Regions from separate parts of the Homo sapiens genome. Here region 1 is linked to region 2. A link is an interaction called in ENCODE POLR2A ChIA-PET data of the cell type or tissue named here. Cell type or tissue: K562. All regions are shown on one strand. Region 1 has its middle 16 kb from the start of LINC01531. Region 2 holds the start of ATP4A (ATPase H+/K+ transporting subunit alpha).

Region 1 (5,000 bases), 170 kb after region 2:
AGTGGGGAACTAGCCAGGTAAAGAGTGGAAGGCATGGTGCATGCAGACATTCAGAGCTTGGCCTGCTCAAGGGACAGAGAGAAGTCCAGGCCAGAAGAGCGATGTCAGTGACACTTCTCTGGGGATGGCCCCAGAGAAGCTTGGAGAGAGAGGCAGGGCCTCAAAGGCTGTGAGGAGGAGGCCAGAATGGAAAGCCATTGAAAAGTTTTATTCAGGGCAATGACAGGATCCAATTTATATTCCTCATGAAACTGGCCTGATTGTCCCATAGATGCTTCTTTTGGATCAACGTAGAAATTCACCCTTCTTTTTTTTTTTTTTTTTTTTTTTTTAGATGGAGTCTTTCTCTGTTGCCCAGGCTGGAGTGCAGTGGTGCGATCTTGGCTCACTACAACCTCTGCTTCCCAGGTTCAAGCAATTCTCCTGCCTCAGTCTCCTGAGTAGCTGGGACTACAGGCACATGCCACCAAACCCGGCTAATTTTTTGTATTTTTAGTAGAGACAGGGTTTCACTGTGTTAGCCAGGATGGCCTTGATCTCCTGACCTCGTGATCCACCCACCTCGGGCTCCCAAAGTGCTGGGATTACAGGCATGAGCCACTGTGCCTGGCCCCCTCCTGGTCTTAAAGTTTGAAGCCTGCATTTGTCTTATCTGAGTTCTTGCCACAGGAAATCAACGAATTGAAACTCACCAGATCACTGCATCCAGACAATGAGATGCCAGACCCCTCATCCCTCCTGATTTCCTTATCCCTCCCTAATTCCTTTGACCAACTCCTCTTCCTTACCTCTCCCTAACTCTGGTTTTCCCACATGTAGTTACATTTCTTCCCTGCTGTATAACCCCCTGATTTTAGTTGACTAGGGAGATGGATTTGAGACTGATCCCCATTTTCCTTGGCTAAAGCACTCAATTAAAGCCTTCTTCCCAGGCAGTACTCATTGTCTTGGTGATTGGCTTTCTGTGCAGTGAGCAACGGGACCTAGACTGGAGCCCTGGCATTTCAGTAACAGATTTTGGTTCCCTACCTGGGAACACATTGCTTGTGGCTCAGCTGCTGCAGACTGGGACTTTCAGAAGCCCCCTGTACAGCTGTCTGACCTTTTTTTGGCTGGAGGTGGGTTTCCATCTTTTTCTCTTTGGCTCTGCTGCTGCCAGCCCCAAATGTATTGCTGATTGCCTAGGAAGAACAGACTTTGAAATTTGATATCTGTGTCTGGATGGATGAGTGTCTTTTCTGGGTTCCAGACAGCAGGAAGGGCTCCTCTCAATTTGGGAATTTTCTAAGGAATTTCCATTTGCAGGTTGAATAAGCCCAAATGATGGAGGGAGGAAAGCACCATGACTGTTTCAGTTTGGACACTCTTGGGGCTTGTTAGTGAGAACTAAGCTCTGATTTTTAAAATCTTGCCCAAATTCCTATCTAAGGGGTCTAGAGAAGTCATGCTCTACAAACCATAAATTCTCATCAGATTTTTGTTGTTGTTGTTGAGACAGTCTTACTCTGTTGCCCAGGCTGGAGTGCAATGGTGCGATCTCAGCTCACTGCAACCTCTGCCTCCTGGGTTCAAGCAATTCTCCTGCCTCAGCCTCACGAGTAGCTGGAATTACAGGTGCCTGCCACTACGCCCTGCCAATTTTTGTATTTTTCGTAGAGATGGGGTTTCACCATAATGGCCAGGCTGTTCTCGAACTCCTGACCTCAGGTGATCTGCCTGCCTCAGCCTCCAAAAGTGCAGGGATTACAAGCGTGAGCCACCATGCCCAGCCCAGATGGGTTTTATTTAACTTACATATTGTGACTTACTTTCCAATCTTACTCTGGTATAACATTACACGACAAAGAAGAAAGTCATAATATTTTACCCCAAAACATGTTTCTTTGCCATATTTTGAAATGGCCCTGCAAAGTTGTCCTTTGTGGGGGGGAAATGTGCATCTGTAAAGAATCTCTATTAACATAGCTAGATCTTTTTCTTTCAGGCCCTCCCAATCCTGAAGAGATTAACTAAGAGTCTAGCACCTTTTAAAGGTCTGAATAGGAAACATTTGTCAACTATTGTTTCTAAGGGCAGCCACTGTAAGACTTCAAAAGAACCTTGGTCTCCACAATCTTTTAACCTGAACATTTCCTTTCTATGATCCCAGGTCTTTAGACAAACTCAACCAATTGTCAACCAGAAGATGTTTAAATTTACCTATAGCCTGGAAGCCCCACCCTGCTTTGAGTTGTATCGCCTTTCTGGGCCAAACAAATGTATATCTTAAATGTATTTGATTGATGTCTCATGCCTCCTTAAAATGTATAAAACCAAGCTGCACCCCAACGACCTTGGGCACATGTTCTCAGGACCTCCTGGGGACTGTGTCATGGGCCATGGTCACTCATATTTGGCTCAGAATAAATCTCTTCAAATATTTTACAGAGTTTGACTCTTTTTGTTGACATTAGTAATTGTGTGTGTGCACAACTGCGTCTGGACATGTGAGTGATTTCTGGTGGGTACCAGAGGGCTTCTCTTGATTTGGGAAACTCAGAAGATATTTCTGTTTGCAGATGGAACAAGATCAACTTTTGCACTCTGATAACGCACTGACCCCACCCGAACCCATGACTCATGACTCAACTGGTTCTGTGGTTCCCACCCAGAGGCAGACTCAGTGCACGAGGACCATTTTCCACACCCCTACAGTTTTACCCCCAACCAATTAGCAGAACCCACTCCCTAGGCTTCTGCCCACCAAAGGTTTGGTTTGGCCTTTAAAAACCAACTGAGAGAGGAAGGCACCCCAGCTGTTTTAGTATGGACACACTTGGGGCTTGTTTGTTGCTGTAGCAGTTGAATTGCTTTTGATAATTGTTTGTTTATGTGTGTGTGTGTCAATATAGTTGTGAGAAACGAGAATTTGATCAATGGATATTCTTTTGCAACGCTCTGGCCCCTCCATGGGTCTCATTTTGCTGTTGAATGGGAAAGTGGGATGGAGTTCCATGTATCCAGGTTTTTATGTTGCTGTTCAAAGCCAGGTTGGGCTATAATTGCCTGAAGGATTTTTCTTGCCCACTGCACAGAAAAAAACAATTCACTGAGACCATGATACTGCAGTAGAGAAAGAATTTAATTAACACAGAGCTAGCCAAACAGAAAGACTGGAGTTATCACTCAAATCAGTCTCCCTGAGGATTCAGAAGCTAGGGTTTTTATGGATTATTTGGTGGCAGAGGTCTAGGAGATGGGTGCTGCTGATTAGCTGGGGATAAAACTGTAAGGGTGTAGAAAATTGTTCTTGTGCACTGAGTCTGCCTCTGGGTGGGATCCACAGGACCAGTTGAGTCATGAGTCATGGGTTCAGGTGGGGTCAGTTGGTTGCCAGAGTGCCAAAGTCTGAAAAACATCTCAAAAGACCGATCACGTTCTACAATAGCAATGTTGTCTATAGGAGCAATCGGGGAAGTCACGAATCTTGTGATCTCTGGCCACAAACTCCTGAGCAGTAAGAGATTATTGAAACTATGCCTACATTTTAACAGAATCCAGGCCCCTCCCATAATCCTAATGTTGTGGCCTTTCATTAGTTTTATAAATGTGGCTTCAGTCACTGAGCAAGGAGGGTATAGTTTTAGGGAAAGATTGTTATCATCCTTGCTTCAAAGTTAAACTATAAATTCCTCCAATGGTTAGCTTGGCTTATGCCCAGGAATAATGAGGACAGCCAGCCTGTAAGGCTAGAAGCAAGACGGAGTCAGTCATGCTAGACTTCTCTCACTGTCATCATCTTTGCAAAGGTGGTTTCAAGGCCTTATTAGTACATGATGTTCTTCTGTGGTACTGTTTGGCCTCAGTGTTCTTTGGAGTCTGGGGAGGTTGGGCCTTTAAAAATCAAACTATAGGCTGGGCGTGGTGGCTCATGCCTGTAATCCCAGCACTCTGGGAGGCTGAGGTGGGCAGATCACTTGAGGTCAGGAATTTGAGACCAGCCTGGCCAACATGGTGAAACCCTGTCTCTATTACAAATACAAAAATTAGCTGGATGTGGTGGCAGGCGCCTGTAATCCCAGCTACTTGGGAGGCTAACGCATGAGAATTGTTTGAATCTGGGAGGTGGAGGTTTCAGTGAGCCGAGATCATGCCACTGCACTTCAGCCTGGGCAACAAAGTGAGACTCCATCTCAATAAATAAATAAATAAAAATAAAACTATAGGTCATGCACAGTGGTTCATGCCTATAATCTCAGCGTTTTGAGAGGCCAAAGCAGGAGGATAACTTGAGCTTAGGAGTTTGCAGCCAGGCTAGACGACATAGGAAGATCCTTTCTGTACAAAAAAAATTAAAATATTAGCTGGGCAAGGTGGCATGCGCTTGTAGTCCCAGATATACAGGAGGCTGAGGTGGGAGGATAGCTTGAGCTTGGGAGGTCAGGGCTGCAGTGGGCTGTGGCTGTGATTGCACTACTGCACTCCAGCCTGGGCAGCAGAGCAAGACCCTGTCTCAAAAAATAAAAATAAAATAAAAATAAAACTATCATAGAAAGTGCTTTACTCAAAATTTTGGTTCATAGCCTTCATTGAATTACCTATCAGGGAAAACAAAGTTTACCTGTGTGAGTATGTTTATAAACTGGTGAATTTGTATTGCTATCTCACAGCAAGAATCCCTAGGAAAAGCTATTGGATCTTTTCAAGTACATATGTTCCTGGATGTTATATGTTGTTTTTGCAGGGTACCAAAATTGGCCAGTAAATAAAGGAGCACTCATAAATTAAGTGTATGGGTCCAAGCATTTTTCAAGTTTACGTGACTTAGGTAAATGTTTAATAAATAAGCTGGCTTTAAGATAATCGGTAAAATAAAAATAGAAATGTCTTCTGAATTGTCAGCATACATTTTTGTCTGGGTTTTATCTTTGTCTCTGCTAGATATTTTAAGGTGTCAGAGTTTGGCACAAAAGATTATAAGATTGTAAATCTAGCCAAGAACAAAATGATCTTTGTGTGAT
Region 2 (5,000 bases):
GTCAGGTTGGAGTAGGAGGTGTAAATACAGTGGGGTAAAGGAACAGAACACAGTGTGCAGTATTACAGAATGGACTCTCTGAAGAGGTGACATTTGAGCTGAGACCTGAAAGAGGTGAGAAAGCCAGTGCAGACATCTAAGGAAGGGGGCCCAGGCAGAAGGAACTGTAAGTACCAAGGTCCTGAAGCAGGAACGACCTTGGTCTGTGCAAAGTGCAGCAGAGAGGTCAGTGCCCCTGGAAACCTAGCAGCAACAGAGGCAGGACAGGTGACCAGGGCCAGATGTTGCAGGAAGGAGTGCAGAGTTTATTCTGAGTGGGAAGGGAAGGCTTTGGAGGGTTGTAAGCAGGGGGTGACACAAGCTGTTTGACATACATGGCTCAGAGCTGATGGGAGCCCAGTGAGCGAGTAGATTCACTACAAGGACAGCATGTGGCCCCACGCCACCTCTTCTTTGGAGGTTTCTTCTAGCAGGCTGGGGATGACCAGCCGTGTGGGTGCGGGGAGGAGCTCTGGCTGCCCAACAGCTTTGAGTTTCCCAGGTGACCTGCCCCAGTAGAGAAGGACATTGCCAGGGCAGTTATCTTATCAGGCGCACGCTCACCTGCTCCTGGAGACACGCTCACCCCATAACATACCAAGGTCCCCACCATTCCACTGGCCCAGCCCCTCGCTGCTGCTGCCCATGGAGGTCCCTACCTGAGGGATGAGGAGGGAGTCCCCAGGCCTCCTGGCATCTGTCACCCAACACCAAGATCAAGCCAAGACCCTTGGACACATCCTTTCCCCATGTTGCACCTTGGTTTCCCCATCTAGGGTAGGGACGGGGAATGGTTGAGAGCTGTAAAGTCTGTAGCTGGATATGTGAGTCCCTGTGAGCCTCAGTTTCCCCCTCTGCACAACAGGAATGATAGTTCTGCCTGCACAGGGTTTTTTGCAAAGACCCGTGAGGTCACACGTGCAGAGCCTGGCATGTGTGTGGTGCTGCTGCAGTGAAGTTTGGGTTTTTCCATTGGTGGTGCCATAGAAGAGCTAGGCTCTGGGGTCAAGCCCTGGGGTCAAGCCCGGGCTGGAACCCTGTCCCTAATTCTTAGACGTTGAAATCTTCTGCAAAGTCCCTGATGGGGGCTAAGAAGAGAATATTGCTTTACAGGGCTGCTGTTAGATGCTAAGGAAACCATTTGAGTGACACACAGAGCACACCCAGCCCATAGTGAATAGTCAGAGTTCAGTAAACATTCAGCCACCATAGAGAGTGTTGTAAGCATGGCAGGGCATGGTGGCTCACGCCTGTAATCCCAGCACTTTGGGAGGCCAAGGCGGGTGGATCACCTGAGGTCAGGAGTTCGAGACCAGCCTGGCCAACCTGGTGAAACCCCGTCTCTACTAAAAGTACAAAAATTAGCTGGGTGTGGTGGCATGTGCCTGTAGTCCCAGCTACTCAAGAGGCTGAGGCAGGAGAATCACTTGAACCCGGGAGGCGGAGGTTGCAGCGAGCTGAGATTGCACCACTGCACTCCAACCTGGGTGTCAGAGTGACACTCCATCTCAAAAAAAAAAAGAAAAAAAAAAAGAGTGTGGGAGCACCCTCCTCTTCCAGTTGATCAGGCACGTGCTATTTAGACTGAAAGAGGACACTCTGCAGCCAGCTGATCTGGTTCTCACTCCATTATGTCCTAGCCTGTGATGGAGCCATAGGAGAATGACTCAACCCCTCCATGCCTCAGTTTCCCCATCTGTAAAGGGTCTTGTCCCCTCAAAGGGTTATTGGAAGGTTAAATAAGTTAGCACATGGAAGCCGTCAGCACAATGCCCAGCGCATAATGAGCACCTTATGTTTGCTCTTCTTGTTGCTGCAGCGGTTCCCAGGGGCTCCCTGATCTCAGGGCAGGTTGACATGGGGGGATCTGGGCAGGGGAGGGGGGGGCCAGCCCAGGAGGGAATGCCTGAGGTGCCCAGGCCTAGAGGTCACCCCAAGGAGCCTGTAATCAGCTGTGGTCGGGCGGTTCTGCTCCACCCCACCGCCCTCCCTGGGTATATCAGGACTGGTCCGGGCCCAGGCTCTGTTGGGTGGGAGCACAGGCACCGGGCACCATGGGGAAGGCCGTGAGTGGGGCCCAGGGGTCCGGGGTGCAGTGGGGACAGGGGTTGCAGTGGAATCTGAGTTCTCCCTCCCTCCATCCTGTCCATTCCCAGGAGAACTATGAGCTCTACTCGGTGGAGCTGGGTCCTGGCCCTGGCGGGGACATGGCTGCCAAGATGAGCAAGAAGAAGAAGGCGGGTGGCGGGGGTGGCAAGAGGAAGGAGAAGCTGGAGAACATGAAGAAGGAGATGGAGATTGTGAGCTCTGACTGGGGAGGGGCGGGAGCTGGAGGGTAGGCTGGGAACCAGGCAGTGGGCGGGGAGGGGGCCAGGAGAGCCCAGAGCAAGCACCCTGCCCCACCCCACCACACAGAACGACCACCAGCTGTCAGTGGCGGAGCTGGAACAGAAATACCAGACCAGTGCCACCAAGGTGAGCTGGAGACTGGGAGCGTACAGAAAGGGGAGGAGGAGAGAGGGAGGGAGAGGGAGATGGAAGGAGGGAGATGGAGAGAGGGAGAGAGAGGGAGAGATGAAGAGAGGAAGATATGGAGAAATAGAGAGAGGGAGGGAGGCAGAAAAGGAAAGAGGGAGGGAGGGAGAGAGGAAAGGATGGAGGGAGGGGAGGAGAGAGGGAGGGAGATGGAGAGAGGGAGAGAGAGGGAGAGGGAGAGAAGGGAGAAAGCATTAGAGAGAAAGGGTGACACACAGAGACGGAGAGAGGAGTAGCTGAAAAGAGACAGCAAGACAGAGAAGGCAGAGACAAATAAGGAGAGAGCAGCAGGAGAGAGACACATAGAAAGGGGAGCGAGGAGAGAGAGACAAAGGGAGAGATGAAGGAGGGAGGGAGAGATGGGGTGGGGGCAGGAACCAAGAGACAAAGAGATGAGAAGGAGCAGGACAGACCAAGCTGGAGAAGGGAAACTGAAGCAGGGGGCTTTCCACGGGGTGTGCATGTGGAGGAAAGCCCCCAGGACCGCCTCGCCCTGCCCCTCTGTCCCAGGGCCTCTCTGCGAGCCTGGCTGCTGAGCTGCTGCTGCGGGATGGGCCCAACGCACTGCGGCCACCACGGGGCACCCCAGAGTACGTCAAGTTCGCGAGGCAGCTGGCCGGGGGCCTGCAGTGCCTCATGTGGGTTGCCGCCGCCATCTGCCTCATCGCCTTTGCCATCCAGGCTAGTGAGGGGGACCTCACCACCGACGACAATGTGAGCCATGTTGTGGGGACAGGCTCAGGACATGGGGACCTGGGGATGGAAGACACTGAGCCTGGGACTTGGGACAAGAGGGGCAGAGAAGGATGGGGATAGACGAACACGAAAGGCAGTCTCAAGACAGGGGTCATGGAGGGTGAAGGACATTGGGATATGGATGGGGCAGACCCAAGGACACAGGACACAGGGACACTGGGGTGAATCTTGGGTATGGGGACATAGGTGGGGGCATAAAGAGTATGGCAATGTGATACGTAAGAGATGGGATTTGGAGGCCGGGCGTGTAATCCCATGCCTGTAATCCCAGCACTTTGGGAGGCCGAGGCGGGCAGATCACCTGAGGTCAGGAGTTCGAGACCAGCCTGGCCAACATGGCAAAACCCCATCTCTACTAAAATTACAAAAATTAGCCAGACATGGTGGCGGGCACCTGTAATCCCAGTTACTTGGGAGGCTGAGGCAGGAGAATCATTTGAACCCAGGAGGTGGATGTTGCAGTGAGCCAAGACCATGCCACTGCACTCCAGCCTGGGCGACAGAGCGAGACTGCATCTTAAAAAAAAAAAAAAAAAAAAAAAAAAGAGATGGGACTTGGAAGCAGAGGACATGCAGTGCAGACACAGGACAGACTGAGGCACGGGGAATAGGAGACCCTGGGACTCAGACATAGGACACCAGGGCAGGGACCCAAGCCTCAGGACACAGCACATAGAGAGACACAAAACATGAGACATAGAAGCACAGAGACAGAGAGGAAATGGAGGTGCAGGGCAAGGGACATTGGACATATGGCAGAGATGAGGGCAAGGGACATGGGGACTCAGGGACATGTGACATGGGACAGAGGCTCGAAAAGTCATGGCCATGGGACACAGGATGGGAACTCGGAGATACACAGACATGGGAGACACGGGACACAGTGACTGGGGAGCTAGAACATGGGGGCCGTGGCCACAGAGGACACAGACCATGACGTACAAGGTCTGCAGCACACGCAGGGACGGGGATGTGAGGATGCAGGGACAAGGGGGCCCAGGGGACACACAGAGGGTGGCAGCAGATTATGGAAAACCCAGGATGTGAAACTGGAGACACGGGGAATACAGGCCATGGGGACAGGAGGAGACATGGGACAGTGGACATGGGGAATGCAAGGCTTGGGGACACAGGAGAAGGGAACACGTCAGACCAAGGCACACAGTGATTTGGGGCACAAGTCACAGATATGGGGACATGGAAGATTGAGGATTCAGGGCCAGAGGATATGAAATATACACAGAAACACAAGACACTGAGAAGACAGAGCAGGCGAGTGTGGGACATGAGGGACATGGGAGGGGGCTAAAGGCTACAGGGAATGGTGCATGGAGCTTCCTAGTAGGTGGGGAAAAGCATGGGGAAAACCAAGAAAACCAGGGCACCAGGGAGCAGGTCGGTGGCCTCAGGCAGGCAGCTTCCGGCCCCTCTGAATAACCCCACCCCTTCCCTGTCCCCAGCTGTACCTGGCAATCGCTCTCATTGCTGTGGTTGTCGTCACCGGCTGCTTTGGCTACTACCAGGAATTCAAGAGCACCAACATCATCGCCAGCTTTAAGAACCTTGTGCCACAGGTGGGTTCCCCAGCACCCAGCCACTCCAGATCCCAGAGACTCCAAACTGCTCCTGTAGCCTCCTTCCATCAGGCCCCTGTCCCTCATCTGTGGCCT

The links. ChIA-PET counts read pairs that join two places held together with the same protein. Peaks named below come from ENCODE experiments on the same cell type or tissue, not always from the same donor. Only the 100,000 strongest peaks of a DNase experiment are listed, where the experiment ranks them.
Region 1: POLR2A ChIA-PET joins it to region 2 with 5 read pairs; 2 of 35 experiments call an interaction of 5 or more read pairs at or near these places.

Annotation. Positions count from the first base shown.
Region 1 is chr19:35,387,224-35,392,223 of GRCh38, reverse strand. No RefSeq gene overlaps it. Among named protein-coding and RNA genes, the nearest start is that of LINC01531, 16 kb to the left of the region's middle. In K562, no CTCF peak of the experiment used is centred here; a DNase peak (open chromatin) is centred at 2,653.
Region 2 is chr19:35,560,723-35,565,722 of GRCh38, reverse strand. It overlaps ATP4A (ATPase H+/K+ transporting subunit alpha), which reads left to right and starts at 2,065. Exons shown (of 22, transcript NM_000704.3): 1 at 2,065-2,105; 2 at 2,196-2,339; 3 at 2,455-2,514; 4 at 3,085-3,288; 5 at 4,791-4,904. The coding sequence starts at 2,094. RefSeq lists an enhancer at 409-910. In K562, no CTCF peak of the experiment used is centred here; no DNase peak of the experiment used is centred here; H3K27me3 peaks cover 2,985 bases.